Regions from separate parts of the Homo sapiens genome. Here all the other regions are linked to region 2. The links are chromatin contacts, found by Hi-C in ENCODE. All regions are on one chromosome and are shown on one strand. Each heading gives the region's core, a stretch centred on a gene start or an enhancer-like site at or near the end of the contact. The rest is flanking DNA. Distances are from core to core; before and after follow the strand shown.

Region 1 (2,911 bases), core at 360-2,859, 8.0 Mb before region 2:
TATCCATATTAAAATCTGTTCTCCTGAGTCACAGCTTTTAATGCTCTGTGCTGCTGCTGACTGGGCTGGTATAAAAAGAATTCCAGGCCAGGTGCGGTGGCTCATGCCTGTAATCCCAGCACTCTGGGAGGCCGAGACAGGAGGATCGCAGAAGTTTGAGACCAGCCTGGGCAACATAGCAAAACCCCGTCGCTACAAAACATACAAAAAAAATTAGCCAGGTGTGATGGGGCACACGTGTGGTCCCAGCTATTTGGGAGGCTGAGGTGAGGGGATCACCTGAGCCCAGAAGGCAAAGGTTGCAGTGAGCCAAGATCACGCCACTGACAAAAAAAAAAAAAAAAAAAAAAGTAGCTGCCCACCCCAGACTTGGAAAAATGGTAAAGCCGGTTAAAATCCCAGAGACTTCCCACCAGCCTCTGACACTGCAAAGAATATACTCACCACTTAAGCCCCCAACATTAGACCAGTGCATTCGTGTCAGGAATATGTTGTCCAGGCGAGCAACCTTTAACCTAAGAATGAAAAAACATTTAAACAGGATAACATGAACAGAACAAGGACCACTTTTGCTATAAAAAACAACTGGCCTCTCATTTCGGCTTTCAAGCCCCGTAATCAACTCCCCCTCCGAAAGCAAGAGACTGACTCACTTGTGCTCCTGCATGAGTCTCTGAACGCCTTCTCCACAGTTGAAGAGATACCTACAAGACAAACATTACACAAGACATTCAGAAGGTTTTATTCTGTAAACTCTCTGACACCAATTAGATGTTTTATTGTAGACTCTGGAAAAAAAAAAAAGAAAAAAAAATTAAAAGTCCACGTTGGACTACCGAGCCACATTTATGCTGGTGGGTTTTGAGCCCTCCTTAGCAGAGGTGGAGAGGAGTGGGGGCCTGTGTGTGTGGGTGCTAGGACAAAATGAGTCCTTTCTCCACCACCGGCTACACACCAGATCTGTCCACCCCACACGCTAACAACGACACACTGGCCTTGGGGTGCACGGAAGAGGGTGGAGCTCCGAAAGTGCTGACAGCCAGGCCGGGGCCCAAGGGTTGGGAAAAGGACGCTCAGACCCAGGCCTGAAGTTCTTCACAGATCCGCAGAAATCACATGGATGCAAAGAATCTCGGATTTCCCACCCACCATAACTCCACGAACCCCCGCAACAGTGAACCACATGTGTGAAGCAGGGAAGCCGAAGCCCTGGGAGGTGCCCCGATGCTCAGAGGCTGCGCCGCACTGAGGGCCCAGCGGGACGGGGCGTGGCTCGTTGACTGACCGGTTGAACTCGGAGAAGACGTAGAGCGCGGCGCCCGAGTCCCGGCTACCCGCTGCCACCACCTGCAGGTACACGGTGTTTGGGCCGCCGGAGCACCCCGACGGTCCGCGCTTCTCTCGCGTGCGCAGGTGCCGCAGCGGGTCCTTGCGCGGCCGCTCGCGGCGGGCGGGTGCCTGCGATATGGTGCGTCCCTGCGACATGGTGCGTCCGGCCGCGGACCGCAGCAGCGAGCAAAGCGCCCACATGCGCCCGTCTCCACCAAAACTGAGAAAGCCGCCGGTCACCTACGCCCGCGTTTCCCGTGCACCACCTAGCCGCTCCGCATGGCGGATCCAGCCAATCAGCGCGCCGTGCACCGAGCTTCCCGCCTACGCGAGGCTGCTCATCCAATAGAAAGGAGCTTTACCGCTCGGGACTTGTCAATTGACAGTGGCCATAGAGTAGAGGAATACTAGAGCGTCTCAAGCGGCCCCGCCCCTAGTTCTGTTCCGGTTTGCCGGCCGCAATTTTTTCCGGAAGCTGTTTTTCTCCTGGGGCGGGACTTCCGGAAGCACAGTGCCAGGAAAAGCCTTCCTGGGGAAGGCGGGACCTAGGAGTTTGGAGTTTCGCTAAAACGCTCCTGTTCTCACCAGATAAGAGCTGTGTCCTCCGGGCACGTCAGTCCCTCAGAGCTTGAGTTAGAGGTGGTTGTAGTGGTTGTGAGGATTAAATGTGAGGAAATCAATTGTATTGAGCATTAGCATAAGCGCTTTGCTAATTTTATTTCCATTGTAATTCGTATGCATACATGTTAGAACTTGATCATTTTTACGTGGTGTCCCGAGCTTGTAGTCCCAGCTACTTGGGAGGCTGAGGCAGGAGAATCGCTTAAGCGCGGAGGCGGAGGTTGCGGTGAGTCGAAATCGCGCCACTGCACTCCAGCCTGGGTGACACCTCGAGACCCTGTCTCAAAACAAAACAAAACAAAACAAAAATTGTAGTGTTTTTTGGAAAGAAAAGCAAGAATAGAGGACAAGCTCTAAAGCAAGAGTCTTGGCTCATTTGTTAGCTGCGTGATCTTGACCTCTCAGAGCCTCAGCTTTCTTATGTGTAAAATGTAATAACAGCAATAACAGTATCTCCTACTTCAGAATATAGAATTCAGTCACCTGATAATATATCAATAGACCTTTGAGTGGCACTGTCACAGAAGAGGCACCCAGTAAATGATAGAAAATTAATACAAAATGTTTCAACTCCTAGACAATATAGCTGACCAGGGACATCACAGAGGTAGATGTCCCAATACCAGCTTTTTGAAAAAAACACCCAGTCCCCTCTTATGTAGCTAATGAGGATTTCTCACTGAAAGGGATATCAGTTAAAGCCGCTAGAAATACAGGGAGCTCCCTTAAAAGAGGAAGATAATTTACCTGGAAGCTCCACTCAAATATGATTTTTTAAAGATAATTTACCTGGAAGCTCCACTGACATATGATTTTTTTAAATAAATACTGAAAGATGTCACTTTTATTCAGGAAGTAAGGGAGATTCAAGTCATGTAGATTCCTACTCGAAAATCTTGACACCTGACTTTCCAGGATCACATTTTCATATGGAGACCAGTTTCCTCTTGGTTTCTTCAGT
Region 2 (2,824 bases), core at 191-2,690:
CTGGGGTACAAAGCGAGACTTCGTCTCAAAAAAATAATTTTTTTTTTGAATTACTGCTTAACATACCCTACAATCTCAGCGAGCCTGTTGGTATTCCCATAAATAAAAAAATGCCACTCAAGGTGGAAACTGCCCTCACAACTCCCAATCTCGGATTGTAATCTACAAAAGCGCGTGAAACTGTAAAAATAAACTTTATTCACATAGAAGAATCACGTTACGTTTTGATTTCCAAACCCTTACCAAGCCTAACTGCGGGACGCAAGACTGGGCTCCCCGAGGGGACTCACTCCTGGTTAAGGCCTCCCACAGCCCACGGCGCGCTTCCAAGTCTACTCCTCAGCCGCAACGCAAACCCGGGCTGTGGCTCCGCACCCACAGGCTCGCCCCGGCCCCAGCCCCTGCCGCCCTCCACCTCCAGCTCCTCGCGGGCCCCGAGGCAGCCGCGAAGCTCCGGCCCCGCGCCCCCCAGCCCGCCTCCTGCCCCAGCTCCCGTCCAAGGTCGCTCCTGGCGGCGGGTGACCGCTGCAGACCAACGCCCAGAACTCGACAGCCCCCCATCCTTTACTCATTTTTTTGAAATATTTCTTTCTCTGCACCCGCATCCAGCCCCGAACCCTCCAGAACCAGGAGAGTTCCCCGCAAGGACCTCGCGCAGGAACGCCCGGGACCGCCCACCGAAGTCCCAGGCTCCCCAGGCAGCAGGGCAGGAGAACACCACCCCCGGCCCGGAAGCACTCGCCCCTCCCGGGCCAAGAAGGATAAGGGAGGGGGAGGGCGGAGAGAAAGGAGGGGGAGGGGACAGAGAGGAGGGGGAGGGGACAGAGAGGAGGGGGAGGGAAAGGAAGAATGGGGGAAGGGGGGAGAGGGGAAGGATAGGAAGATGAGGAGATAAGGGAAGGGAGAGAGTTGAGGGGGGAAGGAAAGGAGGGGGAAGGGGTAAAGAGAAGAGAGGGCAGAAGGAGAGAGGAAGAGGAAGGACAGGGAAAGGCAACGGGGGAAGGGAAGAGGGCAGGAAAAGGGCCCCTCCGCCGGCCGGCCTCAGGAGCGGCAGAAGGCCCCGAGCCCGCCGCGCGGTGGGCTGCCGGGCGCACCTTGCGCTTGCGGGCCTCAGCCGTGCCGCTCCACACGAAGCACTGGTAGATGGCCCGCAGGTTCTGCTTCCAGTTGTCCACCTTGAAGCTGCCCAGGTGCGAGCAGCCCGGCGGCGCTACCGCCAGCTCGGCGTCCATGGCCTCGCCCTCGGGCTCTGGCCGGGACACCATGGGGGGCAAGGCCCGGCCGCGCGCGGGGGGCGGCGGCGAGGGAGGCGAGGACGACGCCAGCGCGGCGTGGGGGCTGCTCGGCGGCTGGCCAGGCTGGCCAAGGCCCGGGCGCCGAGAACAAAGCGCGGAGGCCGGACAAAGATGGGGCTGCGCGATCGCCGAGGGGAGGCTGCAAGGCAGGCACCGCCCCCGAGCTGCGGCTGCTGCGGACCGCCTGCGCTGCGCTCTCGCGGTTCGCGGAGGGTGTCGCGGGGCGGGGCGCCGCGGCCGCGGACGGAGATTACGTCACCCCCCCCCCCCCTCCCGGCCGGCACCGCACTGCGCAGTCTCCAGCCCGCGCCAGGCCCTTCCCCCACACTCGCGCGCCCGTTAGGCTCTGGGTAGACCCGCGCCCGAGGAAGCGTGGTAGGGGGGGGAAGCTAACGAGGGCCCGCCCCTCCCCTTCCTTTATTGGTAGTAGGCCACCCCCCCCCCCCCCCCGGCACCTTCGGCTATTGTCATAGGCTCTCAGTATAGTCCGTCTGGTACAGAGCCGCCTCCCGGGACCCTGGCGGCTAGACGTTCCCTGTCTCTTCCAGAGGACTGGGGAGGCGGGGGCGTGCTGCGGTTGGGCGGCGCGAGACGTCAGTCCTAGCACTGAACCGGTTTGCGCCGGCCTGAGCTCTGCCGCAAAGAGGCGGGGCGATGAGCTGGAGCGCCGCAGGTCGGGCCTCCATCCAGGGCCTGCGCTTTCCCACCCAAAAGCACCCCCTAATCGGGAGCTGTTTGCAGGGCCCCCGGTTGCCGTAACCTGGCTCGGGCCCTGCAGTGCCGTGGCCCGGGGCTGGAACTGCCTGCCAACTGCCTGGTAGGCGCTGCCCCCGGCCGCAAGCTGGGGCGCCTCCTGTCGGGAGCCCGCTGATAGTGAGGGCCAACCCGGCGCCATCCAGTTTAAAGAGGCATCTGCGCGCCACACGCCTGACACTTCACATTTGCTAGTGGCTACATTTTTCTAATGAAAAAAGAAAGTTACAGTAATATATCTCAACCCAATAAAGTCAAATTATTTCAGCATGTAGGCAGTATTGCAAAATCGTTAGTGGAATGTTTTACAGTTTTTGCAGCAAGTCTTGGAAATCTGGTATTTACACTTAAAGCACATCCAATTCCTACTAGCTGCTACCGCAGTGGGCGGCACAGGTCTAATCGGTATACAAATAACTGACCCAAGGCAAACTGAGAAGACATTTAAAGACGAATGCAAACGAAGTTCTGGGGGAACCAGGGCGCCAAGGGTCTGGGGGAACTTGGATAAGGTGTCAGGTGTGGAGCTGCTCCCCTGTACTCATCCCGCTGCTAACTGCTTTGCTCATTCATTCATCCACAGATTGCAGGAAACAGCAATTGCCGTCCAGAACCATCACAAGTTAAAAAATAAAGATTGTGATCTCACAACACTTAAAGCTACAGGGTTTAATGGACTGACGACTGGGATAAAGCTTTTGTGGCCAAGACAAATTGCCGAGCACAGGTTTTTGCCTCATGGCCTTCGTGCTTGCAGTACCCTCTCCCTAAAATGC
Region 3 (2,700 bases), core at 151-2,650, 7.0 Mb after region 2:
CCATCCCACTTCATTTTCAACCCAAGGATTGGTTACTCTGTTCTTTGTCTCTGGCTCATGATTGGTTCTTTCGTTCCGCCCCTCTCTTCCAGCTTTTGCAGGCGGGATTACCACGCAGCTTCCTGCTCCTGCCAAAAAAAAAAAAATAAATAATAAAAGAAGAAGAAGAAAAGAGGAGAGAGGCGAAAGAAAAATGTCACAAAGATCTTTGCTTTTTAATTGGCTTTAAGCCTTGTCGGTCAAGCCAAACTCTGCCTTTGATTGGTCTTTCTATCTGCCCATCCCGGATCGGGGGCGGGATTTCCCCGGAAGACCCACACCTTGTTGCCACTGGCCGAACAGTGCGCCTGTCTGAAGCTCCTGGCCCAGGATTGGAGGCGGTGGCGGACAGGTGGGCGTGGATTGGCTAGGGCAGCCGGTCCGTGCAAGGCGGGGGCGGGGCCTCGGCGGCTGGTTGCGCGTGTCCGACGCTGGCTCCGCTCTATCCGGCTTTGCTAGGGGAGGTGAGTCCGGCCGCGGCGGAACCGGCGGCTGAGGAGGCGGCGGCTGAGGAGAAGGCGGCCGCGGCGGCTGAGGAGAAAGCGGCCGCGGGGACGGAAGCCGGGTGGGGGGGAGGGGGGGAGACGGAGCAGCCTTGAGCCCTGCGGGGCCGTTGCGCGGGGGACCCACCCGCTCTCCCCCCCAACCCTCCTCAGCAGAAGCAGCCGGCGGCGGGGGCAGGAGTCAGCCCGCTTCCGACCGTACCCCGCCCGCCTCCCGGGGCTCCTGTTCTTTGGCCCCGGGACCCTAACCTTCTCCCGGGGCGGTTCCCTCCGTCTGGGCGTCCGAGCGCTGCCCACATCTTTCATTCCTCCCTGCACCTCCTTCCCTTCACTTTTGCCCCGGCTCTCTTTCTCCTCTCTGTCCTGCTGTCGCCTCCTCTCCTCACTCCAGCCTCCTTCCCTGGCTTATTCTGCCCAGGAAAGTTTGGAACCCCCGCCCCCCCTCCCCAATCAGGTCAACCTGACTAGGAGTAGGGGGAGATGTAGGAAGGCCTGAGAGTTCGGGGGGGGGGAAGCTGGAAGCTGGTTTCCCAGAAAATTTCCCCCCATCTTCTCCATTTAGGGTGGTGGGAATTTTTTTTAATCCTGTTTTTGAGGAGGTGGTAGGTGTTTAGAAAAGGATGTGGGAATGGAAGGGGTAGATGAGTCAACCCTCTTTCAAGATTCCAAGGGTGGTGTGTTACCTGATCCTTTTCGTGTGTGGAGTTCAGGGGGTCGGGAGGTTTGGCCTTTATTCCCACATTCAAAGTTGGAACCTCCCCCAAATTAAGAATGGAGTTTTAGTACCCACTTGTGGCAGGAATCCTGGGGGGAAGGGGTCCTTTTTTCCTTTTTCTTTTCTTTTTTCCCTTTTTTTTCCTTTTGGCAACCCACACCCTTCCACACACGCTCACCCCAAAATTAAACACCAAGATCCTCTAACTTGTTTGGATTGACTGATGAAGACATAAAGCTCTATGTTTTTTGAGGTGGAGTGAGTGGTTTTTCTTCATTTTTAAATGGCCAAATGACAGCTTGACCCAGTTTGCTTTCCAATCAAAGGGCATTTATTTTGAATGTCTCTTTGTGGCGCAAGAGCCAACGCAAAAATGATGGCGGCTTACAATGGCGGTACATCTGCAGCAGCAGCAGGTCACCACCACCACCATCACCACCACCTTCCACACCTCCCTCCTCCTCACCTGCACCACCACCACCACCCTCAACACCATCTTCATCCGGGGTCGGCTGCCGCTGTACACCCTGTACAGCAGCACACCTCTTCGGCAGCTGCGGCAGCCGCAGCAGCGGCTGCAGCTGCAGCCATGTTAAACCCTGGGCAACAACAGCCATATTTCCCATCACCGGCACCGGGGCAGGCTCCTGGACCAGCTGCAGCAGCCCCAGCTCAGGTACAGGCTGCCGCAGCTGCTACAGTTAAGGCGCACCATCATCAGCACTCGCATCATCCACAGCAGCAGCTGGATATTGAGCCGGATAGACCTATTGGATATGGAGCCTTTGGTGTTGTCTGGTGAGTATCCAAAGAAAAACACAACCTCTCATGGTTTCTTCTGTTGGTTGTCATTGGATGAGTCCATCTCTAATGGTTGTCTCCATGTTGACCAAGGTGCAGCAAGCTTCTCAACCCAACTGTAGGAAGCCACCCTCACTTATGTGGTAAAGAGGCCTAATGCATTGGCTGTCTAGGCTCATGGCAAGTTTTGGTGGAGCGCCTTCTCATGAGCAACACACATAAGTGTGCTGTCTACCAAACTTTTCTATTAGAACCTAAGCAAGCCACTGAACACAGGATCAGTAGATGAATGTATGCAATACTAATTCCTACGAAGACCTTGGTCATCTCGTGTGTTTGATTCAGTGGCCCTGTGGCATTAAGTGTTAGCACCTGATCCAGACTGAATTCCTTTATAATACTCTTGTCATTAGGATATACTTTGCATAACTACTTTCCTGTCCTTTCTGTCTTTTCACTTATTTTGTGATCTTGATCTCCAGAAGAAAGATAGGATTCATAGTTGAACCAGTTAAGATCATTGCTTGAGTGGTTTATTTTAAACCATAAAGCTACAGTTGAGAAGTATGTAGCTGTAGCCTTTTGATAAGAATGCATTAAATATAGCATCACACATGAGTACCACAAATGAGGTTAGTAGAC
Region 4 (2,700 bases), core at 63-2,562, 6.4 Mb after region 2:
GGCTGGCCTGAGAGGTAAAAGAAACATCCCATAGGACCTGCTGAAAGAGCTCCTGAGGCACGCTGGAGCCTTTCTTGTGTGCCATGCACTGTATCTGGCACTATAAAGAGGGTACAATAGCTAGTGGCTTCTGCAATCAAGCAGCTTACAAGAGAAAATTGAGAGGGGAGACATTTTTTCTGGTTGACAGATGTCGAAAGCATGAAGGTGTGGGAGCTTTGATCAGAGACTTGGTTTTTCAGTTTTGCCAGATAATAGAACGCATGGGGTGAACTAATGGGAGAGGAGGGTGAACAGATGGGCAAGGCTTGATTGCTGGGTTAGGAGGCACAGAAATGCACAGAGGACAAAGGACTACCAGTCCTTGGCAGTACTGTACTGCTCCATGGCCACTACCTGGGTCCAGGGCCACATTCAGATCTGAGGTTAGATAGTAAGAATTGCTAACATTTATCCAGCGACCACATGTGCCAGTAATCAATCTAGGTGCTGTACATGTATTAACTGATTCTTCATAGGAACCCTATTAAAGAGTTATTTGATGAGGAGAGTCGGGCATTCACTGGAAATCGAACGTGCCCAAAGTCTCACCCTAGACCGTGGTGGAGTCAGAATTTGAATCCTGGCCACTTGCTCCGAAGCCACCGACAATTCAGTGTGCTGTCCCCCGTGTCTGGGCTGGCTTGGTGGGCTGGGAATGGCGGGGGAATGGGACACTTATTTTGGCAGGTAAATGTGGTTCAGAAGAAAGCTCTTCGTCTTTCTCCAAGCCTGAGCAATCGTTTTGGCGCAGGCAGTCCAGAGTAGAGCGCTTTGTGAGCCAGCTACAGAAGTGCTGTAAGCCCCTTCCCACTAGATGGCAGCCCCTAAACCCACATACAAATCCTGGAACCTCCCTGGTCCCCATCTTCCAGGGCTGGGCTGCAGCTGAGGAACTGCGGGACGCACACCCGCCGGGCGTCCAGGGGGCGCCGCCCCATCCGGGGGTCGCGGGAAGCTCCTAGGCCGGGTGGGGGACGGAGGCGGACGGGGAGACGCTGCTCCCCCGACTCTCGGCGCCTGGGGGAGGAGCTGGCGCGGAGCAGCTCCACCCGGGGCTCCCGGTTGGGGCCGGCCCTCACCGCCTGCCTCGCCGCGGCCGCCGGGAGGGGAGGGGAGAGGAGGGCAGGGAGGGCGGCGCGGGCGCGGTCCGGGGCCCCGAGGGCGGAGGCCGGCGGCAGGTGCGCGGCGTGGACTACAAGTCCCAGCATGCCCGGCCGCCCTGACCCAGCCCCCGCCGCCGCTTAAAGGCTCCGGGAGCCGCAGCCGTCGGGTCGCCGCGGCTTTCGCTTTGCTGCCGCGGCTGGGAGGGTGGAAGCGGCAGACTCAGCGGCCGGCTCTACCGGCGTCCCGGCTCGGGCAGCGCCGAGGGGCGCTCCTGGTCCAGCTCTCCTGGCTCGGGGGTTCCTTGCCGAGGCGCCCGCGCCCCGGGCTCCCAGCCTCGGCCGCCGCGGCCCCGATGCCGAGGCATGGATAGAGCAGCGCTGCGCGCGGCGGCGATGGGAGAGAAGAAGGAGGGCGGTGGCGGGGGGGATGCGGCGGCCGCGGAGGGAGGCGCAGGGGCCGCGGCCAGCCGGGCGCTGCAGCAGTGCGGGCAGCTCCAGAAGCTCATCGACATCTCCATCGGCAGCCTGCGCGGGCTGCGCACCAAGTGCGCTGTGTCCAACGACCTCACCCAGCAGGAGATACGGACCCTGGAGGTAAGTGGGTCGGGGACCAGGCTGGGCTCGAGGAGCGGGCCCGGACACCTCCCTCCGGGCCCCAGTACTCCTGGCCGAGTTGCATCCTTGAGCCCGCGTCGCCCCCCTTGGAGGCTTCCCCTCCCTCCTGCACTCGCTGATGCGGCAGCCGGAGGACCCGGGACCAGCCCTCATCTTGGGCAGGATTTGTGGGGCGGGTGCGTCGTGGGAACTGGGATGGAGGCTCGAGGGGCCCGTGCGGGGTGGGCTGCGCGCGGACATCCCCTTTCCCCCCTTCTCCGCCCCCACCCCATTTCCAGTTTGCGGGGCCGCAGGACTCGTTGTCCCACCGAGTCACAAGCTGGACTTTTCCCCGTGTGACTGAGCCGAGCACCCGTGGGCCAGGGTGACGGAGGAGGTTCCCCTGAAGCGTGATCGCAGGCCTGCCGTCCCCTGTTCCCCTCACGCCCCAGACGCCGTCCTGTCCCTTCCTTTCCTCTCCTCTCAGGTCTTGTCTGCCGCCTTTTCAAAAAGTGTTGCTGAAACTGCATTTTTGTTATTCAGGCGTTTGGTGCTTTCCTTTCACGTTGCCACGGAGGCTCGCTGCTTAAAATGTATTAATAATTACCCGCTGACTCCCCCTGCTTCCCCCCAAAGATTGGATTTAGGCTTAGGAAGGATTATGCTGGGAAGCAAGCCTTTGGTGGGAAGATGAAACTGTTTAAAGGGTTCTGATGGAGACAGTCTGGAGTGTAAAGAAGAAATAAGATATGCGGGCCTTCCTCTCTCAAATTATAGCTGGGGAAGTATCTGAAGGATTTGGAAAAACCAGCCCGAGGGTTGTTGGGGCACCCTGTCCATACACAAATGAGGGCAACTAGTGGATTCTGAATGTGATTTTGGCCAGGGACGGGGCGGTGAAACGTCAGACCAGTTAATAGCTGCCCCGTCTTGAAGAAGGAACCTCTCACCATCTTGCCCT

The links. Hi-C counts contacts between places; a loop is a spot of excess contacts on that map. Pooled maps may share reads with other maps.
Region 1: a loop to region 2 is called in a pooled map, with 13 times the contacts of the local background. The contact joins the promoter of ELAC2 here to the promoter of USP22 in region 2. A Hi-C loop is called at or near these places in 6 of 50 pooled maps.
Region 3: a pooled map shows a loop between it and region 2 (16-fold over the local background). The contact joins the promoter of NLK here to the promoter of USP22 in region 2. A Hi-C loop is called at or near these places in 2 of 37 single-sample maps with no recorded cell type and 7 of 50 pooled maps.
Region 4: a pooled map shows a loop between it and region 2 (4-fold over the local background). The contact joins the promoter of KSR1 here to the promoter of USP22 in region 2. A Hi-C loop is called at or near these places in 1 of 168 maps with a recorded cell type or tissue (CD8-positive, alpha-beta T cell), 1 of 37 single-sample maps with no recorded cell type and 3 of 50 pooled maps.

What each region holds. Positions count from the first base shown.
Region 1 is chr17:13,016,418-13,019,328 of GRCh38, forward strand. It overlaps ELAC2 (elaC ribonuclease Z 2), which reads right to left and starts at 1,610. Exons shown (of 24, transcript NM_018127.7): 1 at 1,286-1,610; 2 at 654-704; 3 at 445-515. The coding sequence starts at 1,530. RefSeq lists enhancers at 926-1,426, 938-1,047, 1,068-1,127 and a silencer at 1,648-1,727.
Region 2 is chr17:21,041,571-21,044,394 of GRCh38, forward strand. It overlaps USP22 (ubiquitin specific peptidase 22), which reads right to left and starts at 1,441. Exons shown (of 13, transcript NM_015276.2): 1 at 1,095-1,441. The coding sequence starts at 1,265. RefSeq lists a silencer at 1,127-1,726 and enhancers at 1,262-2,211, 2,212-2,824.
Region 3 is chr17:28,041,277-28,043,976 of GRCh38, forward strand. It overlaps NLK (nemo like kinase), which reads left to right and starts at 1,401. Exons shown (of 11, transcript NM_016231.5): 1 at 1,401-2,055. The coding sequence starts at 1,598. It overlaps LOC105371709 (a long non-coding RNA gene), which reads right to left and starts at 444. Exons shown (of 3, transcript XR_934637.4): 1 at 321-444; 2 at 1-128. LOC102724517 (a long non-coding RNA gene) reads left to right here and starts at 2,062. Exons shown (of 2, transcript XR_001752820.2): 1 at 2,062-2,700. RefSeq lists an enhancer at 1-141 and silencers at 309-538, 559-788.
Region 4 is chr17:27,455,136-27,457,835 of GRCh38, forward strand. KSR1 (kinase suppressor of ras 1) reads left to right here and starts at 1,313. Exons shown (of 21, transcript NM_001394583.1): 1 at 1,313-1,739. The coding sequence starts at 1,509. RefSeq lists silencers at 843-1,602, 2,123-2,172 and an enhancer at 978-1,479.